Linked DNA regions of Homo sapiens: region 1 is linked to region 2. Evidence: read pairs that join two places in POLR2A ChIA-PET (ENCODE). Cell type or tissue: endothelial cell of umbilical vein. All regions are shown on one strand. Links, peaks and the distances in the headings refer to the core of each region. The heading gives the core; the rest is flanking DNA.

Region 1 (15,847 bases), core at 3,820-11,819, 66 kb after region 2:
ACTTTCCAAGGTCTAGATATTTATTGGGGGGAGTAGAAGCAAGGTCACGAGTTAGGACTTGATCATGTTGAATTGGAAGTGATGAGACAAACAGTTAAATATTTGGGTCTGGAGATCAAAGGAAAGGTCTGATCTGGAAATAAAAAGTTGTGATTCATCAGCACATAGGTAACAACTAAAGCCATAGGTTTGTAACAACTCAATAGACTCTTCTTGTCTACTGCCCAGGAAAGCCAATGCACTGAGAGCAGAAGGTTTTGTAGCAAAGAAAGAGTTAAATAATGGCAGGGTCAGCCAAGCAGAGGGACAGGAAATATTTGTCAAATCTGCCTCCTGGAGAATTCTGAGGTGAGGGTTTTTCAAGTATAGTTTGGCAGGCAGGGCACTAGGGGATGGAGAAGGCTAATTGGCTAGGTCAGGGATAAAATAATAAGGGGTCAAAGCTCTCATATTCTGCTGAGTCAGTTCCTGGGTTGGGGGCATCACAAGATCAGGTGAGTCAGTTTCTCGGTATGGTTTACTGCTCCAAGTGGCACCAGCTTGTGCATCAGAATTAAGGGTCTGAAAAATACCTCAAACACCAATCATAGGTTTTACAATAGTGATGCTATCTGTAGGAGCAATTGGGAAAGTTGTAAATCTTGTAGCCTCCATAAGCCCTAAACCATGGTTTTGTTAAATAAATAAATAAATAAGTAAATTAAAAAATTATGAGGCATACAAAGGAACAAGACATTATGACTTACACATATGAAAAATGTAAGTAACAGAAACTGCCTGTGAAAGAGTAAGATATTGGACTTAAAGAAAGATTTCTAAGTAGCCATTATAATATATTCAGAGAACTAAAAAAAAGCCTAATAAAAAATAAGGAAAGCTAGGATAACAATATCACACCAAAGAGAAAATATCTGATGTGCTTTTTATTTGTGTCCCCACCCAAAGCTTATGTCAAATTATAATCCCTGATGTTGGAGCTGGGGCCAGGTGAGAGATGACTGGATCATGTAAGCGGATGTCCCCCTTGCTTTTCTCATGATATTGAGTGAGGTCTCATGAGATCTGGTTGTTTAAAAGTGTGTGTCACCTCCTCACCCCTTTCTCCTGCTCCAGTCATGCAGGACATGACTGCTTCCTCTTCATCTTCTGCCATGATTGTAAGTTTCCTGAGGTGTCCCTAGTCATGCTTCCTGTACAGCCTGTGGAACCATGAGCCCATTAAACCTCTTTTCTTTATAAATTACCCAGTCTCAGGTAGTCCTTTATAAGAATGCAAGAATGAACAAATACAATATTAGTAAAGGAAAATTATTTTTAAAAATGAAAATTCTTGTCTTTAAAAGTATAATTGCTGAAATAAAAAAAATACTAGAGAGGCTCAACAATAGATTTGGCCTGGCCAAAGAAAGAATTAACTGATTTAAAGATAGGTCCGTAGAGACTATGTAAGCCAAGCCAATTGAACAAAAATGGTGAAGAAAAATGAAATAAAAACCTCAGAGAAATGTCAGAGAAAATTAAGTGCACCAACAAATGCATAATGAGAGTACCAGGAAAGAAGAGAGAGAAAAGAGAAGAAAAATATTCAAAGAAATAATGGCTGAAAAATTCCCAAATTTATTATACAACAATAACTTACACATCCAGGAAGCTCAACAAAATCCAAGTAGAACAAATGTAAAGAGACCCACAAATAGACATATTGTACTAAAAATGCTGAAAGTCAAAGCTAGGGAGAATATCTTGAAAGTAGCAAGAGAAAATGCATCACTTACACGGGAACCTCAATAAGATTAACAGCTGACATCTCTGCAGAAACAATAGAAAGCAGTGGGATAACATATTCAAAATGTTCAAAGAAATATTCTGTGCATGAATAATCCTCTATTCAGCAAAGCTCTCTTTCAGAAATGAAAGCGAAATGCAAAATTCTTTTCCAGATAAACAAAAGCTGAAATAATTTATTTCTAGCAGACCTTACAAGAAAAACTAGAGGAAGTTCTTCAGACTGAAAGCAAAGGAGCCCAGATGGTAATTATAATACAAACACACACAAAATGATAAAAGTTATTATGTAATATAAAAGACAGTAAAAATGTATGCTTTTCTTCACTTAACTGATTTAAAAATCGATTGTATAAAATAACATGTATATAAATATTGTTTAGCTTCCAACATATAAAAATGTAATCTATGTTAAGGTATTTGCCAGTAATACCACAAAGAGGACAAGTGAAAGCAAAACTTCAATAAGCTAAGAAATGACTGCAGATGCTAAAATAATAATTATAACAATGTATTGTTGAGTTTGCAACATTAATAGCTGTAATATACATAAAAGTAATACCATAGGTAGAAAAGGGAATAGACAGTAGTATTAGATTACACTTGAATTGGGCTATTACAAATATGAGGGTGATTCTGATAAGATGTATGTGGTAAAACCTAGAGCAACCACTAAAAAAAGAACTAAAAAACTGGAGGGGAAATATCAAATATCATTAATTAAATTAAAATAGTACATCAGAGTTTTTTTCTTTTCTTTCTTTCTTTTTTTTTTTTTTTTTTGAGACTGAGTTTTGCTTTTGTTGCCCAGGCTGGAGTACAATTGTGCAATCTCAGCTCACCACAACTTCCGCCTCCTGGGTTCACGCTATTCTCTTGCCTCAGCCTCCCAAGTAGCTGGGATTACAGGCATACACCACCACGTCTGGCTAATTTTGTATTTTTAGTAGAGACGGGGTTTCTCCATGTTGGTCAGGCTGGTCTCAAACTCCCAACCTCAGGTAATCCACCTGCCTCGGCCTCTGAAAGTGCCAGAAAATATTTTCTTAATGCAAATAAACCAGTAAAGGAGGAATAGAGAAACCAAAAATACATAATCTTCTATATTAAGAATTTCAAGAATCTACTGAAAAACTAAGAATTAAAAATGTGGCTTATAATCCCAGCACTTTGAAAGGCCCAGGCAGGCGGATTACCTGAGGTCAGGAGTTCGACACCAGCCTGACCAACATGGAGAAAACTTGTCTCTACTAAAAATACAAAATTAGGTGTGGTGGCGCATGCCTGTAATCTCAGCTACTTGTCAGGCTGAGGCAGAAGAATTGCTTGAACCCAGCAGGCGGAGGTTGTGGTGAGCTGAGATTGTGCCGTTGCACTCCAGCCTGGGCAATAAGAGTGAAACCCTGTCTCAAAAAAAAAAAAAAAAAAAGAAAAGAAAAAAAAAGTGTTCAGCAAGGTTGAAGCATAAAAGGTTAATGGCCAGAATTATTTATCTATTGTATTTCTATACATCTGAAAGACACAATCTGAAAATGAAATTAGAAAAACAATTTAATTCACAATAGTATCAAAATGAATAAAATATTTAAGATTAAATTTAACAAAAGATGTTCAAAACTTATAATCAAATAATACAAAAACATTATTTAAAAGTCAATAAAAATTTAAATAAAATACATGGGTTAGAAGAATTAACCTTGTTAAGATGGCAATACTTTTCCAAACATTCTACAACTTTTGACATAATCACTATCAGAATCCCAGTTAACTTCTTTGCAAAAATTTAAAAGGTGATTTTAAATTCAAATGGACTTGACAAGGGACCTGGAATAGCTAAAACAATCCTAAAAAAGAATGATGTGGGAGGACTCAGGCTTTCTGATTTCAAAACTTTCTACTAAGCAATGACAATCAAGAAAGTATGCACGAAGAAAGTATTTGCATTAAGAAAATATTTTCTGGCACTTTCGGAGGCCGAGGTGGGCAAATCACCTGAGGTTGGGAGTTTGAGACCAGCCTGACCAACGTGGAGAAACCCCATCTCTACTAAAAATACAAAATTAGCCAGATGTGGTGGCACATGCCTGTAATCCCAACTACTTGGGAGGCTGAGGCAAGAAAATTGCTTGAACCCAGTGGGCAGAGGTTGTGGTGAGCCGAGATTGCACCATTGCACTCCAGCCTGGGCAACAAGAGCAAAACTCAGCCTCAAAAAAAAAAAAAGAAAAGAAAAGGAAAGAAAAAATTCTGATGTACTATTTTAATTTAAATAATTAAATTAAATGTCTATCTTTAACTGGTGTAAAGATAGACATATAGATACGTGGAATAGAATTGAGAGTCCAAAAATAAATCCGTATATGAACGGTCAATTGATTTTCAACAAGGGCAGCAAGACTATTATTTGGAAAAGACTAGCCTTTTCAACATAGTAATGGGACAACGGGATAGTCACATGCAAAATAAAAAGAATGAAGATGGACCCTTACTTTGCATACTATACAAAAACTAAAATCAATCAAGAACTAAATGTGGGAGCTAAAACTCTAGAGCTATTAGTAGAAAACAGGGCTAAATACACATGACATTGAATTTGGTAAATGATTCTTAGATATGACACCAAAAACATGAGCATCAAAAATAGATAAATTGAACTTCATCAATATTAAAAACTTAGTCCTTCAAAGCATATTGTCAAGAAACTGAAAAATAAAACCTACAGAATTGGAGAATTTTTTTTCAAATCAGATATCTAATAATGGACTTGTATCCAAAATATATAATGAGCTCTTACAAATCAGTAATGAAAAAGCAAGTAACCCAGCTAAAAATGGTCAAAGCATCTGAATAGAAAGCTGTTTCTCCAAAAAGAAATAAGAAATGGTAAATAAGCACATAAACAGATGCCCATTTTAATTAGTCATCATTCAGGAACAGCAAATCAAAATCACAACGAGACACTCCTTCACAATCATTAGGACAGCTGGAATGAACAAGTCAGATTACAAAAAGTTTTGGTGAGGATGTGGAGAAATCAGAACCTTCTTACGCTGCTGGTCAGAATGTAAAATGGTGCAACCACTTTGGAAAACAGTCTAGCTATTAAAAAGTCAATTTATCAAACATGGTGTTATATAATATATCAATTTTACTCCTAGGTATATGCCTGAGATAAATGAAAACATACATTGACACACAAACATGTACCCAAATGTTGAAAGTAACATTGTTCATAATTGCTGAAAGATGGAAACAGCCCAAATGTTTATTAACTGATAAATGGATAAACAAAATATCATATATTTATATAATGGGATTATTTGGCTAATGAAATCTAATACTGATGCATGCTACAACATGAATCAACTGTAAAAAGCACTATATGATGTGAAAGGAGAAAGTCACAAAAGGCCACATATCATATGATTCTATTCACATAATGTTGAAAATAGGCAATCTATAGGGATGGATTAAAGTTAACTTGGTTGCATAGGGCTGGAAGTTGGAGTGAGGGATGGGGGGTTGTATTTAAAGGGTACAAAGTTTCTTTTTGAGGTGATAAAAATGTTCTAAAATTGAGTGGTGGTGGTTGCAGATATGTGGTGATTGTTGCACATATCTGCAGATATACTAAAAACCTCTCAATTGTATACTTTAACCTCCCAATTATATATTTTAAATGGGTGAATTGTATGGCATTTGAATTATATCTCAACAAAGCTGTTTAAAAAGAGAAGAGAAGAAGGAAAGAAAGGTGAGAAGTACTAAAAGAATGATTTTTAATATTCTTTAAAAATATTAAAGATAAATTCCTGTCTTGTATCAAAAGGTCAAAAAGATAAAAGCATAAAAGTAACCTTAAGGACATGCGGTATCCGTAGTGTAGGCCCTCAAGGCAGCTGTGAACACATAGCGTCAAAAGTGACAAGGTTGGGTGGGGTGGGGTTGGGGGGCCGACAGATTCCCTAACCCCTTCCATTACATTATTTAATCTCACTGAAAATCTTCATATCTAGAGGCCTGGTGGTTCTGACAACTGAGAGTATTATATGTGGAAAGAGAAAGTAAATTCATGAAAGACAGATTTTGATTTTTCCTAATTTTGAGAGAGTGGTTTTATCCATGAGAACCACAGTTATATGACAATTGTTTAATAAAAAAGATCCAGCAGCAGAATCTAACCCTCTACCTTCCCTCCTTTAGACGGTGAACGGATTAGCTGTCCAAACTCTTAGGAGAAGGCAGAATGGATGGACATGTCACACACATTGTTCTCTGGGAAGGTTCTTCATCTGGTGCTTCCATGGGTGAAACTAAAGAAGAGGTGCTGTAAAACGTAATATTTCTTAAAAAGTTAAAAGACTCCTTAAGGCTCATTTCATTTAATAGTTTTCAAAGTTTTTATTTGCACTAGAGCTCACTTTTCAAATACAATCTTACCTAAAACTTAAATACATAAGGCCAACACATGTGATACTGTTCTCATCAATGCCAGGATAAGAGTGCCCTTCTATAACTGTAGAAAAACATATCTAAAACCTAGGGCTGCCTGGACCATTGTCAAAAAGCCTTTATTCAGGCTGGGCGCGGTGGCTCACGCCTGTAATCCCAGCACTTTGGGAGGCCGAGGTGGGCCGAACACGAGGTCAGGAGATCGAGATCATCCTGGCTAACACAGTGAAACCCCGTCTCTATTAAAAATACAAAAATTAGCCAGGCGTGGTGGTGGGCGCCTGTAGTCCCAGCTACTTGGGAAGCTGAGGCAGGAGAATGGCACGAACCCAGGAGGAGGAGCTTGCAGTGAGCCGAGATCGAGCCACTGCACTCCATCCTGGGCAACAGAGCGAGACTCTGTCTCAAAAAAAAAAAAAAAAAAAGCTGTTATTCAGCAGATCTCTGTAAGGATATAAAAACAAAGATTCAAAAGAGGAAGTGACTTGTCCAAGCTCCCCAGCTATTAGGTATCTTAGCTAGAATTCCAAGTTCCCTTCTTACCATGATGTATTCTGGAAATTTAATGCAAACTAGGAAGCTGAAAACTCTTCCACGTATCTAGGACCAAAGCAGAAAGAAGCTCGTTCCTTGTCAGCGGTGTCTGCAACAGTGTATGGCTGATACCTCCTGGGTATCTTGGAGATGACTCTACTTGCAACGTTCTATACTAACAAAGATGGCAGAGACATGACACAGTTAGCCGTATTTTAAATGGCTATTTTAAAGATGATTTTCTCTTTTAGAGCAGCTGTTTTCAATTTTGACTGCACATCACCATAGATGGAGGAGTGCTTTTGTTATTGTTTTATTTAAATTACAGATGCTCAGAATTTTTCTTTTGGAAGAAAATAAATATTCTCAGAATCTTATGAAGATGTCAACATTTTATTCAGGCAAAAAATGCAAACATGCTCATATGCATAATTTTTTGCATATATTTTGGGTGTATTTTTTAGTCCCCTGGGCAAATAATTGGTTGTATCTTTTAGTCTCCTGTGAATTTTCTTAAGGGATATTATTTTTAAGATATTTCTTTCTACTAATGCAATTTAAAGCATAATCCAGTTTATAAAAGTACAATTATTTAAAAAAGATCTTAATGGCATGTTATTTGTGAAAATGACCTCAAGAATAGGCATTCCATACTTGGCTAGCTATTCATTGTAATTTTCAACCAGATATCTCCATGTAAACTTTGGAGCCTCGTCTCCAGCTCATGGAAGCAAAAGCCATGTTGAAGCCGAGGCTAGACTGAACATTACAGAAACATAAAAGTTGGCCATACCCTAAATCTCTGTGATCTCTGCAGATGCTCCCAACACGGACCTCCAGGAGTAAACATCATCTCCACCTGAGCCAATGAGGCTTACTGGACTTGTGGGAAAGAGTGTGAGCTTCTCAATCAGCCTTTCCTAATATGCAAAACCTAGTCCTGCCACTCACTAGTGAGGGAGAAGGTAGGGAAAAACCAGTTAGGTAAATAGTTAAGGCTGGGCCCCGGGGGAAATGCCTGCCTGAAAAATCACAGCTGCTGCAGCTGCACAGATAAGCTCAGGGGCTGATAAGGAGCCAGTGAGGCATAGAAGCATTTTTGTTCTTTGTATAATTAGCTCCAGGAAAACGTTTCCTCCCCTTTTCAGGCATATACACAGTGGGCTCCGTGGGAACTTGCACAGGGAGGAAGGAGGCTTACCTAAAACAAACCCACAGTTACATGAACAAGAGAAGCAGCACTTTGTGCTTACTTAGAAACATCCCACAGCTGGATAAAGGGAGTTGCACAGACAGCGTTACTGATAAGAAAAGTTACTCCTCAAACAATTACAGGGAGGAGAGCAGTTTTTTATAAAAGCTTTTTGCATTCAGCTGTGACCCGGCAATCCACTCAGACTCTTCTGCAGAGAGCTTTCTCCTTTCGCTTATAAAAGTTTTGCTCCAACCTCACCCGTGTGTCAGTGCTCCTCAGTCATCTTGGAGGTGAGATGAAGGACTCAGGGTGATACCTCACAAGAGAAACTGCTACATAAAGGTGCATTTGCAAGACTGCAACACTAGCTCAATATATTGAGCCACTTGTTTCAGGTTTTAACCTTTTGAGACAGTAAAACAATGTCTTTTCCCCCACCATAGGATTTCTGTGGTAATTAAATGAAATTACAGTACCTGGCTTTTGGTATAAGTTTATAGCAGCACATTTGCAATTGCAAAAATATGGAGCCAACCAAAGTGCCCATCAACCAATGAGTGGATAAAGAAAATGTGGTATACATACACCATGAAATACTACTCAGCCACAAAAAGGAACAAAATAATGTCTTTTGCAGCAAATCGGATGGTGCTGGAGGCCATTATTCTAAGTGAAGTAACTGAGGAATGGAAAACCAAAAATTCTATGTTCTCATTTATAAGTGGGAGCTAAGCTATGAGGATGCAAAGGCATAAGAATGATATAATAGATGTTGGGAACTCTCCTTGGGGGAGGAGAGTTGGAGGAAAGTGAGGGATAAAAGACTGCATATTGGGTACAGTTTACAGTGTACACTGCTCAGGTGATGGGTGCACCAAAATATCAGAAATCACCACTAAAGAACTTATCCATGTAACCAAAAATCACTTGTACTCCCAAAGCTATTGAAATATATAGCTATAACTAATATATAATATATATATTAAACTAATATATATTATATATGTATGTATATATATTAAACTATTTGCCTGGGGATAAAAAAGCAAAACATGTTTTTCTCCTCTGCTGTAAAATAAAATTTTCTAGAGGCAATAATAAAATATGTATCACAAATTCTCATTGAAATTCCATACAAACAGAAAAAAGTCAAATTGATATTATAATCTGTGAACCATATTAGATTAAACTTCTATGGATATTTAGCTGAAGGAAAATAAATTTAAGGCAAAATAGAGCAATCTCAGTTTGTTCAAGTATTTAAAATACCTTTCAATATCTGAAATGGAATAATTCTGTTTGCCCTTAAATTAGAACGAATATTAACAAGTCACATGTTGAGTTCCAGTAAGTGCTATGGTAATGAATTAGGTCTGCATATCAGTCTTAATTATGATTTGATGAATAACTACATTCAAATATAATGCAATAAAGAAAAAAATTCATCCAAAAAGGGAATGAATATACAAATATAAAATGTATATAGCAATCGAGACAACATGATAAAAGGACAAAATATATGACTATAGAACCAACCCTGACCCACAATCTCTTCAGCAACCTGTCTAGGAAGCCAGATTGTAGCCTCTGCAGCAATCAGTCCAGAATACAGGCTTGCTCAATGATTGCCAGCTTCTCTAATTTTTGTCTCTGCTGCCAACTCAGGACCAACCAGAGCAAGCCAAATATGTTTTCCAAACCAATCACATAGGATGCCCCACATCTAGTCAGCCCTCCTTCAGCCTCCCCACGCCAACAACTTCCAATCAGGGCACATAGGAAGCCTTCCCTTTGTTCCATTATAAAGCTTTCCCACCCTGCTGCTTTCCCTTTGAGTCTGTGCCAAATGCAAGATGGCTGACTCCCTTGCTTTTGCAAGCTCTGAATAAAATAGCTATGCTTGTTCTCATTTGGTTGGTCTTTGTTTATTTCCATAAGTAAGTACTTAATAAATATTAGCTTCTTCTGCATTTCCATTTCTCCCTACTGGTGGGTACTAAAACATCCTTGTTGATCTTCTTTCTCACTTTTATGAATGAGTCACAAATAATTCTTCTGCAGTCTGAATGAAGCCTCTCATTTCATCTTAAAGATATATCCCCAATATATTTCTTAATTTCCAGACCAGATGTTTCCCAGGTCACTGTTAGCTAAAGAATCTTTTGCAATGCTTGGCATTCATGGTTGGAAGGATTGAGGGGAGAGACAGAGACTGGGGTGAGGGAGGGAGGTCTTGGCTGAACAGAAAACAACGTACATCTTCTAATTAAGGCCCACTTTTATCATTATTCTTATTCTTTGTTTTTAAATTTAAACTTGTCACTGGCCAGCATAAAAAGAAACAGTTTTTTAGATGAAGAAGCTGAATTCACTTAATCTTTCAAAAATGTAAAAATAGCCTTTCACTAAAGAGCCATAAAAAATGTCTAAGTTAAGGTTAGTGTGAATCTTCTGTTCAGGAGCCGTTCTTCTTTTCTAACATTAAAAATAACCAATTGGGGAAAAGCTGTCAGGCAGAACTGAGCTTCTTGGCTTCAATCTGCTCAGTGTGGCCTGAGTGTTATTTACAGAGGGGTTTTACAGGTATTATAAACACTGGAAAGATTTCTTTGGAGTCCACTGGGCAAAAGGAATGTGTATGCATTATTCCTTCCAGAGATGAGCAGAGGCAGAGAATAGAGATGAATATTCACAGGGGTCCAAATCATCTGGAAAACAGCTTGCTGGAGTCCTGCGATTACGTTAATAAGATGTGTACCATATGCTGGCTTGAGCATGCTAATACCCTGCATCCCCTGAGTGTTGTAAGAGGATGATGGCACTGGCCACTCAAATGGAGATGGTTCCCAAAGCTGGAGCCTGCTTGTTTGTATTCCTCTGTGTCTCTGAGGGAGAGGCTCTGTGGCTTCCCAGGCTGACTGACCTCAAAGCTCCCTGCAATTTGGAAAGTAAATGATTCATTTGTCCTGTTAAGCAGCACAGAGGTTTTGTGAATCAATTGTGCACCTATTTAGAATGCAAATTAGACAGTGAGAAGCTTCATGTCAGGACATGCAGTAAACCCTGAAGGCTAGTTTCTATGCCTGGGTGACAATAAAAACAGCCTTTGAAGTAAAGCAAACACAGCGAGAATGCGCAAAGTTGGTTTTTGAGTGGGGAGGTTGTCTACTAACCTAGGCCCTCTTTCTTCCCTAGCATATACCTCAGCTGCAAGTCACAGCTGACCACAAAGATTCTGCCTTCTCTAGTGAGGTCAGCCTGCCTTAAAGGACCAGCCCTCTAAGGGGTATATTGGCTTGCCTGATGGAAGAGAAAGTCAGATGCAGGTAGAACCTAACTTTATATGGGACTCTAGTTTTTCCCATCTAGTTCTGTGTCACAAGCTATGCTATAACAGAGAAAAGTTCCTTCCCCACCATTTTTGCTTTGTCTTTAGTCAGAATAACCACAGTGGAGGCAATAGGTGGGAGTGATAATTCCAACATCTGCTTATTCTAATTTATTAACTGATCCAGTCATTTATTAAAAGATCACATACACTTATTGCATGTGAACTTTATGCCAGTCACCATGCAAAACGGGTGCTTAGTAGAATGGAAATAACTAGTGTTTGGTGGCAGAGGCAAATGCCTGACCTGAACAATTACTCCATGCACTGAAGGTTCTAACAAGTATGAACCTTGCAGCAGGACCACAAAGGAGGTGGTGGTATATCATCTGTGATTTATTTGTCTACAGACAAGGTAATGCATGTGTATATAAATCTATTTAATTTGTACCCTATGAAGATCAGGGGTTCTTTGGAAGAACACCCAAATAATTCTAATGAAGAATCTAGGTTCTATGTATATTGAGTTACCTCTACACAGAGAGGTTTACACTCTAGGGCATGCATTTCAAATGCTGGTATCAGAACATGCTCAAAGGGGATTGCTAACTACATAATATAGATTAGAAATAATGTTTTTATGAGTGAAACAGTGTTTAAGATATGTGCGTGGCTATTTGACTAGAATAATTGTGTCCTTACATCACTTTTGTTTAATGGGTAAATAAGAATTTGATGAACCAGGCACTTGAGTCCCTCACACTAGTGCTATAGAACTAGAATTTCATTTGGTCTTGTTTTATTCCACTTAAAAAAGATTCTGCCACTGAACCTTACAAGAATAATGGTTGATCTTGCTATCAAAATATTTGTTGTATTTGCCTTGGGTCAGTCTTTCAAACACATTCTCTGTGTTTGACAGAAAGTCAAGACTTCAACAAGTCTACAAGAATTGGTTGTAAAGTTGTTATATGCCTGCTTAGATAATAAACATCACTTTGGGTGTCAGTATTTGGTCTGAAAGCAAGTGGTATACTTTCTTTCATTGTATACCACTCAATTGAGCTTGTGGAAAGAGCTGACATATAGTTTCTACCTTCTTCTAAGTTTGGAGAAGATACCAATATTTACCAAAGATCTAAATATAAATGGCCATATTGACTTAGATCAGCTCTAAACAGACAGCTTCCTGGAGGAAGTGATGCTTGTGTTGGGTTTTGAAGCCTCTCTAGTTGTGCTCCAGCTTTTATAGATTTGAAAACCAGCCAGTCATTTCCCCAACCTGCTAAACAGAGCTGTGCAAAGAACACCAGCTTGAGAATAAAGTGAATGTCATTGGAATTCCAGTTCCCTCACTGCTTCACTTTTGACCTCAGGAAAGGTTTGAATGACTCCAAGTCTGTTTCAATGTCTGTAATACAAACAAAAGTTTTATTTGAATGATCTATTGCATTCCTCTGCAATTCTTTGATGGTACATACTGAAACACGACTGGGTTGAACAGATGTGTCCTTTAAGGAAAAGAGAAGCTCATGATGCTGGTGAGAAAAGAATCAAGAATCAAAGGGGAGACTTTTCTGAGTCATTCATCTCTTAGCAGTTATTTGCTGAGGGCCAGGTCTCTTATATAGTTATTTAAGAAGTACTGTCTAGTCAACATGGCACATGTCAAACTAGGCTGTATATTTGGGCAACATCATCCCCTTTCAGTGTCATTTTTCTCATCTAAATTGGAGGCTAAATATCAACAATTGTAGGCTGGCTTTGAAAAGTAAAGCTAATGTTTGTAAAGGGAAAATGCAGTCTTGGGTATATAATAAGCATGTTAGGAATGATAGCTATTATTATCATTACATTAATGACAAAATACCAAACACGGTCACAGAACTGTACCAGGGCAGTGGAACACTGGAGGAAAAGAAGAGAGGGACTACCTATACTTTGAAAGAGAGTGAAAATGAGTGCTGTGGTATGAGCTGTTTTTTCTGAAAAGAAAAGGGAAGCATAAGTTTCAAGAAAGATTGTATATGAACAGGCACATACAATCTGAATAAAAATATTAAAGAATACTTGAAGAATGAAAGTAGACTGGATAACTGAAATGAAGAATGAGAGTAATAAGAGATAATCCTATAACATAGATAAGGACCAGATCAGGAAGGGGAAGAAAACTGATAATTGTTTTGTACCCTATTTACTACACAGAAACCTAGGCATATTTAATTATTTACTTTTCAGAACCACCCCACAAATTAGGTGTTTTGAACCGCATTTTACAGTTGAGAAAGCTGGCCTTGGGAGTCATTTAAAAGGTTTACATATTATTCTTTCAGTGATAGGGAGCCTCTGAGAGCCTTTAAGCAGGTGAATGACATAAATTATGCAGTTACCAAGAAAGCTGGCTTCCCTGGAGATCCTTACAGAAATGAGGCCACACAGCTACCTTACAGATCTTTTCAAACAGCATGTCAGGAGCCACATGGGTGAAGCAGGAAGCAGGAATGACTGTCAGCAGAAAGGCTAGGCTTGGCTGGCTCCAGCTGGGGGAGGGATCTCTGGGGAGACCTGTCATCCAGGGCTGCAGGCTTGTTCCATATCCTCTTCTTGCTCTTCCAACAGACTTTCCCCTGCCAGATACAGGTCCCACAGGATGACTGCAATGAGCTCATAATTGTGGGGAGAAAAGTTAGTCTGAGCTAAATCACTGCTGTGGAACAGAAACAACCTTGACTCAGAACAGCTGTTTCTGAAAAGTGTACTCAGAGCTTTCAGAACAGCTTGTAACAACCCGGAGTAAAGAGCTTGGGCAAAAAGAATGTGCGACAATCTATGTGAAAATAGAAGTATGATCAAAACCCAGAATTTCAGAGTGGAGACTGAAAGAGAGGTACTAAGGTACCAAAGGGAAGCCTATCTGGGTTTGGAAAATTTGGTAGCAGAGATTTCTTAATATGTGACTGAGTAGCTTATGCCAAGAGGAAAACATCATAGAATGGCTCTTCTATGCCTGCCCCCAGCTGCCCACAGCTGGAAGCTGTGATGAATCATAAAAGACCTCAGAACTGGTTCAACACCAAAGAGTTTAGTCTTTTCACTGTCTTTACATTTGGGGAAACTGAGGCTCAGAAAAGTAAATTAATCTAGATCAGCTAATTGATTTGCTAATTGATTTACTCATTGAGACCCCAAAAATTTCAAGATGAAGAGGAATCAATGAATCTTAAATCTAGCCTGATTTTTGTGGTCAAGATCACCCTTACTTATCTCTGAAAATATTACAACAATGGGAAGTTAAGAAGAAAGAAATGTCAATGGTTCATGGTTATCAAAAGGGAGCAGCTATATCCTGGGCTCCTATTGAGTTAAGGATAGGGACAGGAATTAGACAAGCTGGGTGGAAGGGATGCAAAGATTCTGGGTTGCACCTGGGCCAGGGTGTGCCAGGATGTTAGCCCAATGGCCCTTCAGCTGGACGTGGGTGTTCTTCTACCATAGTGTACCTATGAGTAACAACACACCAACAGCTTCTACTGAGGATCCTGCATATTCTTTTTGGTATCTTCATATATAATATCTATAAATGAAGAATGAGACTATCATAATGTGAAACTATATGATAGGGTGAATCTTGGTATTTATTTAGAAAAGCATACAGGAGGTAGCTAATTGAAACAATTTTCTTTCTTTTATTTCTGTAAACCATCTCTTTATGCTATTACTTGACTGCTCTGGATACTGAAAAATGATTTCTGATTTAGTCCCAAAACATATGCAGTGTTTTCATAAATTAACAACTCTAACTTATAACAACAACAAGCACACTGGCCACATATAACATGATTGAGGTCTAGATGTTTATCCAATCAGAGTTTAAGGTGAAACTCCACTCAACTGATTTTATAGTTAATAAGGGATTCAGAAAGATGAAAATTCAGAACCTCCCATGTTCAAATGAAAGTATGAATGTTTGAAATAGAGACAGCTGTTTTGTTATTAGTTAAATATTGGATATATTTCATTCTATCAATCAGTGAAAGAAATGATGGAAGGGGCATGCTTTTTGGCCTTTTAGATGGAAGAGCACTGACATTATTGACCACACAATATAAGTTAGATTTTTTGTATGCATATTCACTGCTGACTTGCATTACTTACATTAACTTATTGACATTCAAAGCAGCCTTATGAAGTATTTTTCACATTGTGCAAATGATGAAGTTCCAAGAGGTTAATATACTTGAGCAAAGTCATATAGTTTATGTCAGAGCTAGAATTAAATCCATGTCTGTTTGATCTCAAGTCAACAGTGTTTCCACTTCATCACTTTGAAGAAGTACATGACATCTGCCAGATCCCATGCAAGAACAAGAGTATGTGCCAGGACTAGACACTGGACACATCTGTTACCTGTTGGCAGACTAGATGGAATATATGAATGGCTTCTGCCAAGAGGCCTGCAAATTGTCTTTGATGTCTTCATATCTGAAATCTATAACTTTGATGAATGAGGCTATCCCACTGTAAGACTATATGACAAGGCAAGAAGGCCTGTT
Region 2 (15,847 bases), core at 3,753-11,752:
TTTAAACATGAGATAATAAAACCTACTAGCATAGTCATTGTGTGAGTTTATTCTTCTCTATCCAAAAGCTGCTTGGAGGGGAAATGGGAATCTGCAGCATTGCCTCTTCACTCATCCATCCCCCCCTAATTTCCTTTGCAAAAAGGTAGCCATTTATAAAATGATCACTTAGCTCGTGAGATAATTATTGGGCCAGGAAGAAATCAGTGTGCACTAAAATGCCCTAGAGTGTATTTCAGCATATTTGCCACTGCACAGAGCTCGTTGGAGAATGGTACCATTCCAAGATGCAGATACAGGATTCAGAGATGTGGGACTCAGAAGCTTAGGCTCAGAACCTAAACCCTAGGCTCCAACCCAGATTCACTAAATTGTCCTGCATTGCAGCATTAGTCACTGCCCAGCTTTTAATAATGTGATGCTTTTTCACATTTTCCCATCTGTAAAATATGAATAATAATAGTACAATAGTTTCCTCTTATCTGCAGTTTTACTTTCCATGATTTCAGTTACCTGTGGTCAACTGTGTTCCAAAAATATTAAATATAAAATTCCAGAAATGAACAATCCAAAAGTTTTAAATTGCAGGCCATTCTGATGAACTCTCATGCCATCCAGAGGGACATGAATCCTCCATTTTTCCAGCATGTCCACATGGCATATTCCACCCACCCGAGTCATTTAGTGACCTTCTTTGGTTATCAGATCAACTGTCACAGTGTTGCAGTACTTAAGTTGAAGTAATGTTTATTTTACTTTAAAATGATCCCAAAGTACAAGAGTAGTGGTACTGGCATACTTTTGTAATTGTCCTGTTTTATTATTAGTTATTGTTGTTCATCTCTTACTGTGCTTAATTTATAAATTAAGCTTTATTATAGGTATGTATGTACAGGAAGAAAAAAACGTCTAGTATCCTTGGTTTCAGGTACTCACTAGGGGTCTTGGAATGTATCCCCTGTGGATAAAGGGGGAGTATTGTAACTGTATCAAAAGTAGCTGTTGGATAAACTGAGTTAAAGCAGGTAAGAGGCCTAAAGGAATGCCTGACTAGAGTCAGTGCTCAATAAGCATAGACTGAATGAACTATCTTATGAAGCGGATTATTACAATTCCTGTTTTAAAGATGAGGACACTGGAAGCCAGAGAGATTTTGTCACCAGTAGAAGGTACTAGAGCCAGCATTTGAACAGGGCCAAGTGACTATAAATTGCATTAGCAAATGTTATGCACTTTTGAATAGGGAGGGTACAGAAAAAATAGGCTTTTGAACATTTCCTTCCTCAATTCTCTGTTGCACAAATAAGAGGGGAGAAAAGGGGTGGCTTAACTTTCAGTAGCACAGTGTGGCACATGCAGATTCATTTCTACATTCCGGTGAAATCAGTTGTCAAAAGACACAAAGAATTGAATGGGATTTAGAGTGAAAACTGAGCCTGAAAGACTGGTAATGTTTATCTCTTATCTAGATAGTCACTGGCTGTTTCTCCCCAACTCCAGTTATATCAATAAAACAGTTAATTTGCTCTTCTTTGAAAGTGAGGAGGAGGAAATGAGTTTGGGAGCTTAAGAATTATGAAAGAAGCTACTAAGCCACTGTGGAGAGAAATCAAAGATTGCTTGGAATTTTGCAGAACATCCATGTCATCATTCATTGTGCAGACTCCAGTGAAAGGAAAAACATATAAAGAGGGACAAGAGAGAAAAGATGAGGGTGTGTGTGGGGGGGTGGAGAGAGAGAGAGAGATTATGCAAAAAAGCCGTAAAATGTTGTTATGAAAACCTGCTTCCATTTCAGGAAAATGCATCAGATAAAAGATAAGCACTGAAGAGAATCTAAGCTCCGTGTTTTCATTTTGTGTCCAGGGTTATACTTTAACTACTGACTGACAATTTGCCATGAGCTCAGACACAGGACGCAGGTCAGCCTTCAGAGAGGCATTTTCTCCCAACTCCCCCCACCTGAGGGATGCACTCACTTCCCTGTCTCCTGGCTTGGAGATATAAATAATTGTGGCTAAATAATTGTGATTATTTAGCCCAGCCAAAGCAGAACTGTACTTGACATTTTTCTAAAAGCCAATTCCTGTATAACTCGGTTATCCTTTTCTACAATTTAAAAGTATAATATGGCCATGCCAAGGGAGAATTTTTAATTCCAACAATAGCACTTGATTCACATATAACACATGATTTTTTTGTACATAAGTCAGGACTTTTGACTTAAAATAAGACCATCTTCCTCACTACCCTTCTAGCAGAAAACTCCAGTGTCTTGAAATATGGTAATAGTGGGAAAGAGATGCAAGTGTGACCTATACCATGAAGCTATCTTCAGGAATAGGTCCTGCTACTATAGAGTAGCAAAGCTCATACAGGCTTTCATTTAAAGACAGTATGAGAAAATTTATGTACATAATGTTAAACAGGCTCTGCTTATTCTGCCAGATGGAAGGGTAGTTCAAAGTAAATTCCAAGTTCCAGCCTGTAGATTTTACAGGAGATTTCTTCTGGTATAAGCCATTACACTTTTCCATTCTTTGTTCTTGCATGGTATACTGCTGCAGCAGCATATAGCACCAAAGAAACACACACGAATGCTGTTGAAATAAAGAAGGAAAGAAAGAAAGAAAGAAAGAAAGAAAGAAAGAAAGAAAGAAAGAAAGAAAGAAAGAAAGAAAGAAAGGAAGGAAGGAAGGATACTGTTTTTCTTTGGTTCTATGAATGAAAAAAGAAACACTTAAAACATATCTGTGATGCTGAATCAAGCAAGATTCCAGGTAGCAGTAGTAGAAAGGCACTGGCTGAGGTCCTTATCAGAGAGGTGCCAAAATGAGACAACTGTGGTTTATGGTCAGGGCCTTACATTTTTGGCTCCAAAATTCATTTTTTTGTCAGCACACAGAGATCAGCATTGTTAATTACTTGAGGCACACTCACCAAACTCACGTGGGACTTCTGTATAAATTGGTTACTGACTTCACTGAAAAATAGAATGATATGAAAAGTTTATGCCCATATTAGCATGTTTGCCTGCTAGAAAACTACATGTGAAACCAATTCATTCATTTTCTGCTTGGGGAACACCTAAAGAAAGCAAGAAAGGTGAATTTTCCTTACAACCACTGTCAGAAAATAATGGTAGCATACACATTCTTTGATAATTAGCTATTAGTAATACTATGGATAACAAGAATAATGATAGTGATTAATACTATATACTATATAATAATAGTTATTTTTGTTAATTTTAGTATTATTCCTAGATAATTATAGTATGAAATAAGACTCCTTGCTTATTTCATTAACGTTTTAAAGAAAGGACTGTAAAATATCTATGTCAGTTGATGGAGTGTTTTCTTCCTTGGACATTCCTGAAGATAGTGACAAATCTTTGTTCTCTGGACATCCCTTTATCTGGACTTCTAGTTTTATTCTTCCCTTATATATATTAATTTTGTTAATGATGCAGGACTTTGCTATATTTCCTTGGTTGGATCCCAAATCTTCTTTATCACTTTGACCATAGAGGTGACCGATCCCTGAAAAAAAATGTTGATTATTAAATTCACCTTTGGTGTTTTACATCCTAGCTTTACTCTCAGAAGCCATCTTGTTTTCTGGGCCCCTAGTTATTGACTTCATCTGACTAAAAGTTTTTTCATCAAAAAATTTAAAAAGCTCTAGCTGCTCCACAGAAAATACACAGACTGGAAAAAAATAAGGAGAAAATATTAGTTATTTATAATCTTAAATACTTTGGCTTTGAAAATGAAAAACAGATACAATGTTCTTTTTTTGTCAAGTATATAATGAGAAAGGTTACATTAGTTATGCATACTGTTAATTCGTACCTTGTTAATTCTTCACCACAGTAAAATGTAAAAGGCATTGGTAAATAAGTTTTGTCTTGATAATGAGTATTGGTAATAAATTTTTAATTCCTAAGGAGAGTAAAGTCAGCAAGGTGGTAGAATAGGAGCTTTCTACCTTATCCTCCTGCAAAAGCATCAATTTTGACAAACACCCAGGAACAAGAGTACCTTGGCAGGAATCTATGAGTCAATGGAGAAGTTCCAGTATACCACTGAAGTAAAAAATCTAAGAGAGATCCATTGAAGGGGGTATAAAGGACATTTTCACTTGACCCATGTTTCCCTTCTCCTAATGTGGCACAGCTCTGTGCCAAGATAGACTCCCCTTGGCCCATGATTTCTCCCTCAGGGGAGAATAAAAATGTGGTGAATAAGTGTCTGGTTTTCCCATCCATGCAAGATGCTGCCAATAGGCCCACTTCTTTCTTGCTCCACCCAGGATACTGAAGTGATGGACATAGCTAAGTGGTTGGAAGAAGCTGGGAACAGAAGAGAGGCCATGGACTCTACTAACTGCTCAGTAGACTCAATCAGGCAGCTCATCCATGAGTGGCTTAAAATATCTCACCTGTGGACTCCCACACAACCGGCCCATAGGCAACTCGAATGCTCTATGCACCTCACCACTCTCCTCAGGCCAGCTGTCCAAGCATGCCCTTGCAGATGATGAGCGCAAGACAGCTCTTGTAAAGACAGCTGGTTCGACTCTGTGAGACTGGGACAAGGCACACAAACTTATGCATTTCAGGGCACTGTCCTAGGGAAAACACATGGGAGGCTCTCAGCACCTGACCTGGCTTTGCAGGATGGAGGAAAGGCATACGATCTTAAGAAACCCCACACCCCAAGAAGGAACAAGAGATGTGGAGTGGGTATACCCATAGAAAAGTTCTGAGAGCCTCAGAATTCCTAGCTGAGATATTTGGTGAAGACGTTTCTCTCCTGAAGCCAGTCAGTATAAACTAGAGGAAGTTACTGCTTCTTCAAATATAAAGACAGCAACACAAGACTTCAAGAAACTGAAATGATTAAAGAAACATGACACGACAAAAGAAATACAATAATATTTCAAGAACTAGCCCTAAATAAATGAAGATCTGTGAACAGCCTGACAAGAAATTTAAAATAATTGTTTCAAAAATCAGTGAGCTATAAGAGAACACAGACAACTCAACAGGATCAAATAAAACATACATGAAGAAAATAAAATGTTCAGTAAAGAGACAGAAAAAAAAGAATTACTGGAGCTAAATAATACAATGAGTGAAATGCAAAAATACAACCGAGAGAGAATCAACAGCAGACTTGATTAAGCAAAAGAAAGAATCTGTGAACTCAAAGACAGGACATTTGAAAATATGCAAAGAAAAAAAAGTACGTGAAGAAATGCCTACAAGATTTATTGGACACCAGCATAAGAGCTAACTTTCACATTATGAGATTTCTAGAAGCAAGAGAGGGAGAGAAAGAGGCAGAAAGCTTATTTAAATAAATAATGGCTGAAAACTCTCCAAATCTGGGAAGAGATGTGGACATCAAGGTACCTAAGCTTGAAAGTCTCTAATAACATTCAACCCAAAGAAGACTTCACTAAGTCCTAAGTAATAAGACCAATTGTTCTTAAATCCTCAATTCAAATCCCAGCCCTGATACTTAGTAGCCATGTAACAATGGTCAAGTAACTTATTCTTTTTTCCTGTTATTTATTTTTATTTTTAATTGTGACAAAATATACATGACATAAAATTTAACATTTTAACCATTTTTAAGTGTACAATTCAGTATTATTAATTATATTTACATTGTAACATTATTCTCTTTGCCTTGGTTTTATTATTTAAAATAATTGGCATACTAATGATATCCTACTTCATTTGTGCTGCCATAACAAAATATATGAAACTGGGCAATTTGTAAAGATCAGAAATTTATTTTCTCACAATTCTGTAGGCTGGGAAGCCCAAGATCAATGCATTGGCAGGTTCATCGGTGAGTGCTTCTTTCTCTTCTTCTAATATGGTGCCTTCTTGCTATGAGAGGATGAAAGTTGTGTCTTCATATGGCAGAAAAGGTGGAAGGGCAACAAAGGGGCCTAGCTAGTTTTCTCCAGCCCTTTTCTAAGGTCACTAATCTCATCTATGAACATGGAGCCCTCATGGTCTAAATATCTCCAAAAGGCCCCTCCTCTTAATACTATCACACTGGCAATTAAGTTAACACATATATTTTGGAGGACATTCAGGTCAGAGTAAATGATGAGTTATTGTACTTGGTTGAACTTGGACACTTGATTTGTGATCTAGAGATTAAGGGAGATGCAGAACTAGCTGTTCCCTTCATTATACTTATGAACACTCTTGCAGATGCTTTCTGTTACCACAACTTTGCCTTCTGCTAGTTAGTTTAGTACTGAAAAGAAGAAAATTCCCATTCAACATGAAGTTGCCCAGAAAAAGATTCTGGGATTGTTTTCACTTAGAGATGATACCATGATTTTTGGGAATTTGAATTGCTTATTTTGGCAGAGAAGGTGAGACTGTCTTTTATTTGGTTGAATGATATTTGCAACTTGTTAAGCATAACAGTGTTAGTGTTTTAGTGTGGAAATTTACACGTATCTACAGAGGTATAAATGGATGCTGAGTAGGAAAATGTTGGACCATAACAGTGATTAATTTGTCTCTCAGTTCCAAATCTTCTCATATATATTTGCTTTTGTGATGTTGAATCTAAGACTCTGGAAACTGTTTCTCTTTTGCCATCTGTGTTAGTTATCTATTGCTGTGTAATAAATTACTCCCAAATTGATGGCTTAAAACAGATTTATTATCTGACAGTTTCTGTGGGTCATGGATGTGGGTGCAGCTTAGCAAGGTGTTTCTGTCTCAAGGTCTTTTAAAGTTTTAATCAACATTTCAGCCAAGCCGCATTCTTATCTGAATGCTTGACTGAAAGAGGATCTCTTTCAAGCCCACTTACATGGTTGTTGGCAATTTTTCACGGGCTGTTTGATATGACCCTCTCTATAGGCTGCTTGCATTGTCTTCTGACATGGGAGGTAACTTCCTCCAGAATGTTTGTTTCAAGAGGGAGAGCAAGGAAAAATCTATAGTACCTTTTATGACCTAGTCTTTAGGGTTGCATATTGTTCCCTATAGTTTATTCTATTTGTAAGACATGAGTCACTAAGTCCAGCCCACCACAAGGGGAGTAATCTTAGACTCCACTTCATGAAGAAATGTATATTTAAAAATTTGAGGTTCAAAAATAAAACTACCATAGTGTACACTCTGGCTATTTACATTCCCCTCATGTACAAAATACACACACCCCCTTCTCAGGTCCCCAACATTCTAATATCAAAATCTTACTATCTAAACCAGATCCAGGTATGCTTGAGGCTCTTTTTTGCTTGAGAGGTAGTTTTTAAAATAGAGATTCTTGAGTGCACTTTCTCCAAGCCTTAAGACCTCTGAGAGGCAAATTTTCTACCTCATGTGTTCAACATGCAACAGTGACGCAGGCATAGAAGAGCTGCTGTACACATTCTTGTTCAAGAAGGGGAAGAATGCAAGGTTCAAAAGAGTCATTGGCTCGTAGAAAATCTGAAATTCAGCTGGGCTAATAATAAAAGTTTTTCTTAGCCTGATCTTGCCCAAGAATACTTCTCCATGACTTTTGGTTCTGCCCTCTGAGTCAGCCTTTCTTTTCTGTGAAAAGTATTCAAAGTTGCACAGCGTCATTTTCAGTTTATTTTATTTGTTAGAAGTGAGTCACTAAGCTCAGTCTACAGTGAAACAGAGGAGAATTAGCTTTCACGTTTTGAAGTAATTTCTGGTATATTTACAAATCACCACACTTCTTGTTTCTATTCCACCAATAAGGAGCACTGGAGGACAATTGGAAGGCAGAGGAATAACAAGGATTTTTTTGTTTGCTTCTTGTCTGATTTCCATGCCCGTTAGCATTGTCCCAGTAGCAGCAGTTGGTTCCAGTCTCCAGCTACTTTCAGTACTTCCAGAATCAGCTTTATTTTTCTCTTTAATTGTACCAGCAGCAAATGATTAAAATTCTCTCCACAGTGATCAGAGGCCTGGGTCTGCAGGGCTCCTCCATCGTGCTCCTGGAGTACCAACACCAGTTTGGGGAAGAAGTTCTGAGAATCCTAGCCCCTACTCTTCGTCCTCCTTCCCTGGGTCATAAATGGCTTCCTGGAATTATTATCTCTTTTAGTTCCTCAACACCTGTGCAACCAATTTTGTATTTATTCGTTACACTCTGTTGAAACACCTAGTGTGGTTTCTTTTTGGACACCAAGAAATTTATCTTGTGTCTTTTCCTTATTTGTTATTTGCAAAATGTCTCTAATAGCTCAGATAATAGGCTTGGCTTGGCTGCTTCCCATTGGCTGGCCATTGGATAGGTCATTTTCTGTCTACTCCCAGAAGGGTCACTGGGCTAGGTCTGGGTTAGGAGGTCCTAAAGTTATACAAAAGCACATGTGAATGTCATATAATAAGAGGATCATAGTATTATGCCATTTTCAAAGATATCTGTAATTCCAAGATTAAGAGCCCTTAGTTTAGGTTCCCCAAACTAACTATCATGAGAAATATTTGGGGATCTTTAGAAAACATTGGTTTCCTGAGCCCATATTGAACCAGAATGAGTCTGTGAATCTTTACTTTTAAAAAAGTTCCCCAGGTGGTTCTGATGAATTGAATCTATGAAACACTAGACAAGCATATTGCTGACACTCCTTCTCTCTTTTCCTGTGATAACACTACTTCTGCTTATCTTGACAGGCAGTCATGAGGATGGCTGCACAAGGCCCTTTTGGTTCAAAAGAACAGGAGCTTATTCCAGATAACTCATGAAATAACTGCCTTAGTGGTTATTAGAAGGATGCTAGTGACATTTTACTGAATTCCAAAGACAGGAACAGCTTTATAAGACACAGCAGTTGGGAAGTTGCCTTATTTCTGTCTCCCATTCAGGGTCCTCACTGACTCATCTTTGCTTTTCTCTGAGCACCTGTTGTGATTTCCTTTTCCTGCTCCTGCTTGCTTTCTGTCTCCCAGACATATCAACTTTACAGCCAATTCTAATTTGCTCTTTTACTTCTCAGTTAAAATTCTGTATGAGGAATATGATTGGCGAAATAATAGCTATCATTTGAACGAGAGTATTCTGCGGTCCAAGTTCAGCATAAAGCTTACCTGAATTTATAATATATGCTCAAGTGAACTTAGTCTCTAAGAAGGTAGAGTCACATGAAAGTGAACACAAGGTTGAGGCTTGCTACAAGGGTGATTCAGCAGAGCAGATAAGATGAATAAATTGTCCTGAGTAAATAAGACACAATAAAGCTTAGGAAAGTATTAAAAAAACTTCAAAATCATATAAAATTCATTTCTTTAACTTCTAACTCACCCTAGAATTGTGAGTGTTGCAAAATGTCCATCTCATCTTTGACTTCTGTAAGGGCTAAGATGAGCTCTGAGAATCATTATTTTATCCATGAAACATTATATTTATTCTTACACAAATTTAAAGAACTGTTTTTTATTACATTAGGGAAATAGCCTTCTGTTCTGTCATTCCCTTGGTCTTCTGTTGTAGGAGCACAGGGCTCTAGGGTGCTTCGACTGGTTGATAATCCTCCTTGAGTAGTAACATTGGTCAATCCATCTGACACTTATGCCCATCTCTTCTCCATCTGAATTATGCATGACTCAAGAAAAAATCCTTAGCAACCTATAAAATCAATGGTTCTCTAACAAAAGGTTCTTCAAACTGTGAAAAATAATTCTCTACAGTGATATGCTGGCTTTTTCTTTCATTAAAAAATATCACCAGACATGAGTAGGTTTTATAAATAAGGATAAAATTTCAATCCACAAAAAGGTTTAGTAAATGGCATAGTTTGGGTAACAGAATTTTCAGGAAAATTGGAATTAACAAGAAAAGCATATTTTTCCCTCGTTAAAATGTTTTTGGAGGAGGACTAAAGGCTCCGATTCCCAGGCATTTGGCTACCCTAACAAACATTCAGTCTTCTCTAAAATAAGGCTCATAGAACTAACCATTCTTTTCTCCCTTCTGATAGCCATACTGGCCAATAGGAGCAAAGACTGAGAAGGAGTTTTTTTGGAAATAAAGAAGTAACCAGTTCATCCCTTCTTCATTCTTTCATTCCCACCACTGCCTCACCCTACTTACCTAAGCTATTTGAGAGTTTTTAATCTCTGAGCCTTTTGACCCCCTCTGGATTTTACATTCTGGTTTTCACAAAAGTGTATGATTTGGGTTCAGGCTAGAAACTCTAACCCTATTCCATGAAATATACCCTTTGCGTTGCCAAGGACTAATATTTTTTCAAGTATTTGGGTGATTCACCATAGTTAATTGGCTTACATTCATTTACTTATTTATGTTTAAAATTGCTCCATAACTAGGTAGGCTGAGAGGGAGAAGACTTTTCATTTGGGGGACAGCTGGGAGTCCAAAGTCCTAGCTGGAAAAAAATACAGAAAAATCATCAGCCTGAAAAGTGATTATGATGGAAATGATGGAAATTAAGGAGCTGCAGACCAAAATAAACAAGTGTTCAAAATACTATCTTTGTTCCTTTGTCAAATATCATTTGACTGTATTTGTGGGAGTCTATTTCTGTGCTCTCTATTCTGTTCCCTTGTTTTGTCTGTTCTTTTGCTATACTTCACTGTCTTCATTACTGTAGCTTCTTTTGTTATAAAAAACTTATTTTCATAGGTTTTTTGGGGGACAGGTGGTACTTTGAACAAATGGTGCCAGAACCATGGGACTTTGCATGCAAAAATAATGAATCTAGACACAGATCTTACACCCTTCACAAAAATTAACTCCAATGGACCACAGACCTAAATGTGTAAAATGCAAAATTATAAAACTCTTAGAAGATAACATAGGAGAAAATTTAGGTGACCCTGGGTTTGGGGATGACTTTTTATACAGAATGCCCCAAAGCAGGATCTATGAAAAAAAAATAAGTTGGACTTCATTAAAATTAAAACTTCTATCCTGCAAAGGATAGTTAAGAGAATGAAAAGACAAACCACCAACTGGGAAAAAATATTTATAAAACACTTATCTGATAAATGACTCATATCCAAAATATACTAAGAACTCTTAAAATTCAAAAATAAACAACCCAGTTTTAAAATGAGCAAAAGATCTGAACAGATATCTCAGCCCCTCCAAAAAAAATGATAGCTAGATAGATAGCAAGTAAGCATATGAAAAGATGATCAACATGGTATGTCATTAAAGAATTGCAAATTGAAACAATTAAAACAAAAATACTACGGCACACCTATTAGAATGGATAAAATCCAAAACACTATCACCACCAACTGCTGGCAAGGATGTCGAACAACAGGAACCCTGATTCATTGCTGGTGGGAATGCATCATGATACAGCCACTTTGGAAGACAATTAAGAGTTTCTTACAGAACTAAACATGCTCTTACCATCTGAACCACAATCATACTCCTTGGTATTTACACAAATGAGTTGAAAACATATTTACACAAAAACCTGTGCATGAATATTTAGAAGAGCTTTATTCATAATTATCAAAACTTGGAAGAAAACATGTTCTTTAGTAGGTGAATGGATAAATAAATAATGATACATCCAGAGAATGGACTATCATTCAGCGCTAAAAAGCAATGATCTATCAAGCCATAGAAAGACAGAGAAGAACCTTAAATGCATATTATTAAGTGAAAAAAGCCAACCTCTACAGGCCGCATGCTGTATTACTCCAAACATGACATCCTGGAAAAGGCAAAACTATGCAGCATAAGAAATTTTTAGGGCAGTGAAAAATTCTGTATGATTCTGTAATGGTGGATATACGTCATTATGCATTTGCAAAACCTATAAAACATACGACCCAAGGAGTGAACCGTAACATAAATAATGGATTTTGGTGAATGATAATGTACCAATATTGGCTTATTAATTCTAACATGTACCACACTAATGAAAGGTGTTCATGCCAGAGAAATCTATGAGGGCAAGGGGTATGTGGAAACTGTACTTTCAGCTCAATTTTTCTATAAACCTAAAACTTGTCAAAAAAGGTATATTAATATTTTTTAATATCCTAACAGAGGATCAGAGGATGGGCAAACAAAGCCTGGGCAAAACATTGCAGAAAAAGAACAAAGTACAACAAGAAAATGATTTTTTTTAAAAGAAGAAACAAGTGATTAGGAGAGTCTTGTTCTATTATGACTTAAACATGTTTATACACTGAAGAAGGCACAAGCAGAGAAGTTGCTAAGAGAGAAGATTGGAATGTAGTAAGATTTCCAAGGAGGATGTGAACTAAGGAAAGATGAAGGGGTTCACCTTGAACAAAAGGAGAGACAGCTAATTTCCTGAAACTACAGGGTGAAAGGAGAGAAGATTGGCAGTATAAAGCATGGAAGTGTGTAGGGGCAGGAAATTGGAGATGGTCAACTGGATGGACGCACTTTTCTCAGAGGAAAATTGGGGCAGAGTAAGAATCATGGAAGACAAAATGTTTTTATGCCCATCCTGCCTGGAGTTGCTCAGTTTTCAATGGTCAGGTGAAAAAGAAGGACAAGAAAATGATCGTACTCAAAAAATATTTGTTGTGTAATAAATTCTTATTTAGGACACTGAAGCAATTTACAAATAGTATCTTATCTCATTTAATACTTACAACTACTCTAGGTTGTAAGGTACCATTGTTAACTCCACTTTATAGGTGAAGAAGCTAAGGCACAAAGAGAATAAGTAACTGGCTCAAAGTCACACAGCCAGTAGATGTAAAACCAGAATTCCAACCCAAGCAGACTGATTTTATAGTTCCATTAAGTTGTGTAGTAGTAAAGTAAAAATAATGCTGCAATATGTTATCAGAGGTTTTACTAGGACGAGGTGCAAGGTTTGGACCTTTACGTGAGTTGCATCTTAAAACTCTTTTTTCCGTTCTTTACATAAGTCAGCCCCTTTTTAGTTGACATTACATGGAACAGAAAGAATCAAAATATGCCAGACACTCCCAGAGTTTTCATTCAAAACACTTAGTAATGTATTCACTTCTTGAATGATGTCTTAATCTGCTACTGCATTTTAATAAATAAATTCATCTTTCTTTATCCAAAATTATAAATCAGCTTTTTAAAACTTCACTTGCCCTCCCACACTCTTTCCATCCACCTCCAAATATTATGATTTTACAGAGCCATCAATTTCAGGAGTGTGCTCATGGGCTTCTGCAGCTGGAAACCTGGAAAAACTAGTTCCTTTCCTTTGCTAAAAGAACAGAGTAACTTGACACCTTTTCTCCTCCCTGAAATGAAATCCCAGAAACTGGAGAAGGCTCTGGTGGCAATTGTATCTTGGATGGGTTTTAAAGGGCCTTTTGCCCAAGTTCTTTCCTGATCCCCATCTGGTTCACAGCCAGGCTGAGCCTGAATCCCTGGCTGGACATTGCTGGCCCTCAGGCTCCATAAGACACTGCTGGGCAGTAGTATCAGCTGCAATCTTTGTTTGGGAAGCATGAAAGAGAAAACAGGACTAACTGGCATTTAGGGAACTAATTTTCTCCAGCCTAATTGTGCTTGTTAATTAAAATTGCTCAAACTGTCACTATGGGCAATTCCAGGAAGGTCCTGGTTGCCAAGAAGGGGGAAATATTGCAGCATGATTGACTGATGTGCTGAGACATATTTGACAGGAACAATCTTCTGAAGTGGTTGTGGTTAAAAAAAAAAAGATTTTGGATTATGTTTTGTAATTAGCAAGAGCCAAATTACTTTGAGCCCTTTGTCTCTCTTTTGCCAAAGTGGCTTATATAAATATTCTGAGTTGTACAAGTGATGAAATATGACACACACAGTTTGGAATTGTCACTCTATTTCTGTTGAAACCATTCAGTTGTTGCCTGCTACGGTGTAAAATATGGACTGGGAATCCGATACTCCTGGGTTAAAAAAGTCTGTCTATGAAGATTTCTAGACACATGGCTTAGAACAACCTATTCAGACTTTTCAAAATTTTGCACTTGAAATGCTAAAAATTGGGGGCATAATATTACATATCTCAGAATTTCTAGGACTCAATAAGATAAGGTATATGATAAGCTTGTTTTGTAGTAGATATTTGATAATTGTTCCTTCTTTTTATCCTTCTTTTTTAGAGTGGGTTATATTTTGGAGAAAGAAAAAGCATTTAAAGTCAAGACTGATAAATTAGAAAAATTTTCTTTTTACTTCCAAAACAAATAGTAGCTATAGTACGAGTAAGCACATACAATTTGACACATTCATATAACAGAATATTTTGCAACCATTAAATAGCACATTTTAATAAATATTTAATAAAAAATGCTTATGTGAAAGTGTAAAAAATTTAAACTATCAAATTGTATGTTTTTATTTTTAAAAGAACATCAAAAAAGCCTGTAATTACTATAAACAGCATTAATACTTCTTAATCCTTGCTGACGGGTTTGTAGAAAATGTTTATTTTCTTCACATATTCTCTTGTGTTTTAAATCAAAATTTATAATTTTTAAAAAAGGGAAGTAAAAAACAAAAATGAGTCAACGATGAAAATGCGACCAAACACCAGTGCAATAACTTTGAGAAAGAACTTGTCCAAAGTTATTTAAGCAATGACAGTGCTATTTAAGCAAAGTAACTGCCATGAAAGAGTAGGTCATTTACACACAGCAGTTCTGATAGTTTTGATATAAAAATCCATCTTGTTATTTTATAATGGCCATTTACAAAACTCAAAGCAATGTGCAAAAAGGGGGAGAGTGTGTTCTGGAAAGGAGGACACATACATTTTCATTGGAAATTTCCTCCAGCTCTGCACTGTGCTGGGTAATTGACTTACTTTTCTACCTTATCCTTCCAGTTCTTGAGAAGAATCTATTGTCATACCAGTTTTAAAAGATGAGGAAACTCAGATTCAGCAACGTTCTGTAACTTGCCTAAGTAGCTAGGATGAGGAAGAGTGGGGATGGAAAGGCCTCTCTAAGACTGTCCAAACCATTACCACGCCATTGCCAGTTGGTGCTCCAGCTGCATTAGCCAATGCAGTAGCCATTGATCACATATAGTTATTTAAATTTAAATTAATTTGAAACAAAATTAAAAATGTGTTTCTCAGGCATATGGCTAGTGACTGCATTATTCATAAATATTATATGATTTAGAGTGTGCATCATCTCATAAGAGCCCTTTGTTCAGCACTGAAACCTGAGAGCTTCATAGACCAAAGAGATAATGAAGGGTTGATGATGATGTTCAGAGAAAGCTCCGTGATTGAGGAAGCAAGAATCAGCCAGGGTCCAGGTGAGTAAGCTTTATTTTTTATTATTCCTGCCTCTTCTTTCAGATTCCTTCTCTAATCCTCATTCCTCACCAAGTACTCCAAGTCCTGATATTCACCACTGCCTTCTTTCCATGATTGCCTGCCCTGAGTTCTGCATTAGAGGCCCATACCCTGCTCCATTAATCTCAATTTTCCCTTTCAGGGAATCACAGGTTATTACAGATCTTGCCATAGAGTTCCATTGATAAAGCTGAGTGAAGATCATCTTCAAAGTTAATGAAAACCAGATAATGCATAGAATTGTCTCAATTATCAAACTCTGCCACCTATATGTGTCCTTAAACATTGATTCTTACCCCTAATTTTCTGTTAGGAGTACTTGTAGTATGCAAAAGGAATAAATATTTAAAGATTTCTCTTTGAACCAGGGTAAAGACTAAATCCTCTGTGTTTGTTCTCAGATCACTGTTCTTCCCACCCTCCGTTTCAAGGACTGCATTTCCCAGGCTTTCAACACTGGGCTTCCAGCTAGGGTTTACCAATGGGAGATACCTTTAAGACTAAAGAGTAGTGGAAGGGTACTTATCTCTTTCTCTTCCTGCCTGTT

The links. ChIA-PET counts read pairs that join two places held together with the same protein. Peaks named below come from ENCODE experiments on the same cell type or tissue, not always from the same donor. Only the 100,000 strongest peaks of a DNase experiment are listed, where the experiment ranks them.
Region 1: POLR2A ChIA-PET joins it to region 2 with 10 read pairs; 2 of 35 experiments call an interaction of 5 or more read pairs at or near these places.

Annotation. Positions count from the first base shown.
Region 1 is chr10:83,538,171-83,554,017 of GRCh38, reverse strand. It overlaps LOC105378394 (a long non-coding RNA gene), which reads left to right and starts at 5,933. Exons shown (of 3, transcript XR_946141.2): 1 at 5,933-6,109. LOC105378393 (a long non-coding RNA gene) reads right to left here and starts at 7,703. Exons shown (of 3, transcript XR_946140.1): 1 at 7,565-7,703; 2 at 6,781-6,941; 3 at 6,039-6,112. In endothelial cell of umbilical vein, for the core only: no CTCF peak of the experiment used is centred there; a DNase peak (open chromatin) is centred at 7,857; H3K27ac peaks cover 920 bases.
Region 2 is chr10:83,603,947-83,619,793 of GRCh38, reverse strand. The region is part of intron 2 of LOC105378396 (a long non-coding RNA gene); the gene reads right to left. Among named protein-coding and RNA genes, the nearest start is that of LINC02650, 65 kb to the left of the region's middle. In endothelial cell of umbilical vein, for the core only: no CTCF peak of the experiment used is centred there; DNase peaks (open chromatin) are centred at 7,603 and 11,203; H3K27ac peaks cover 372 bases.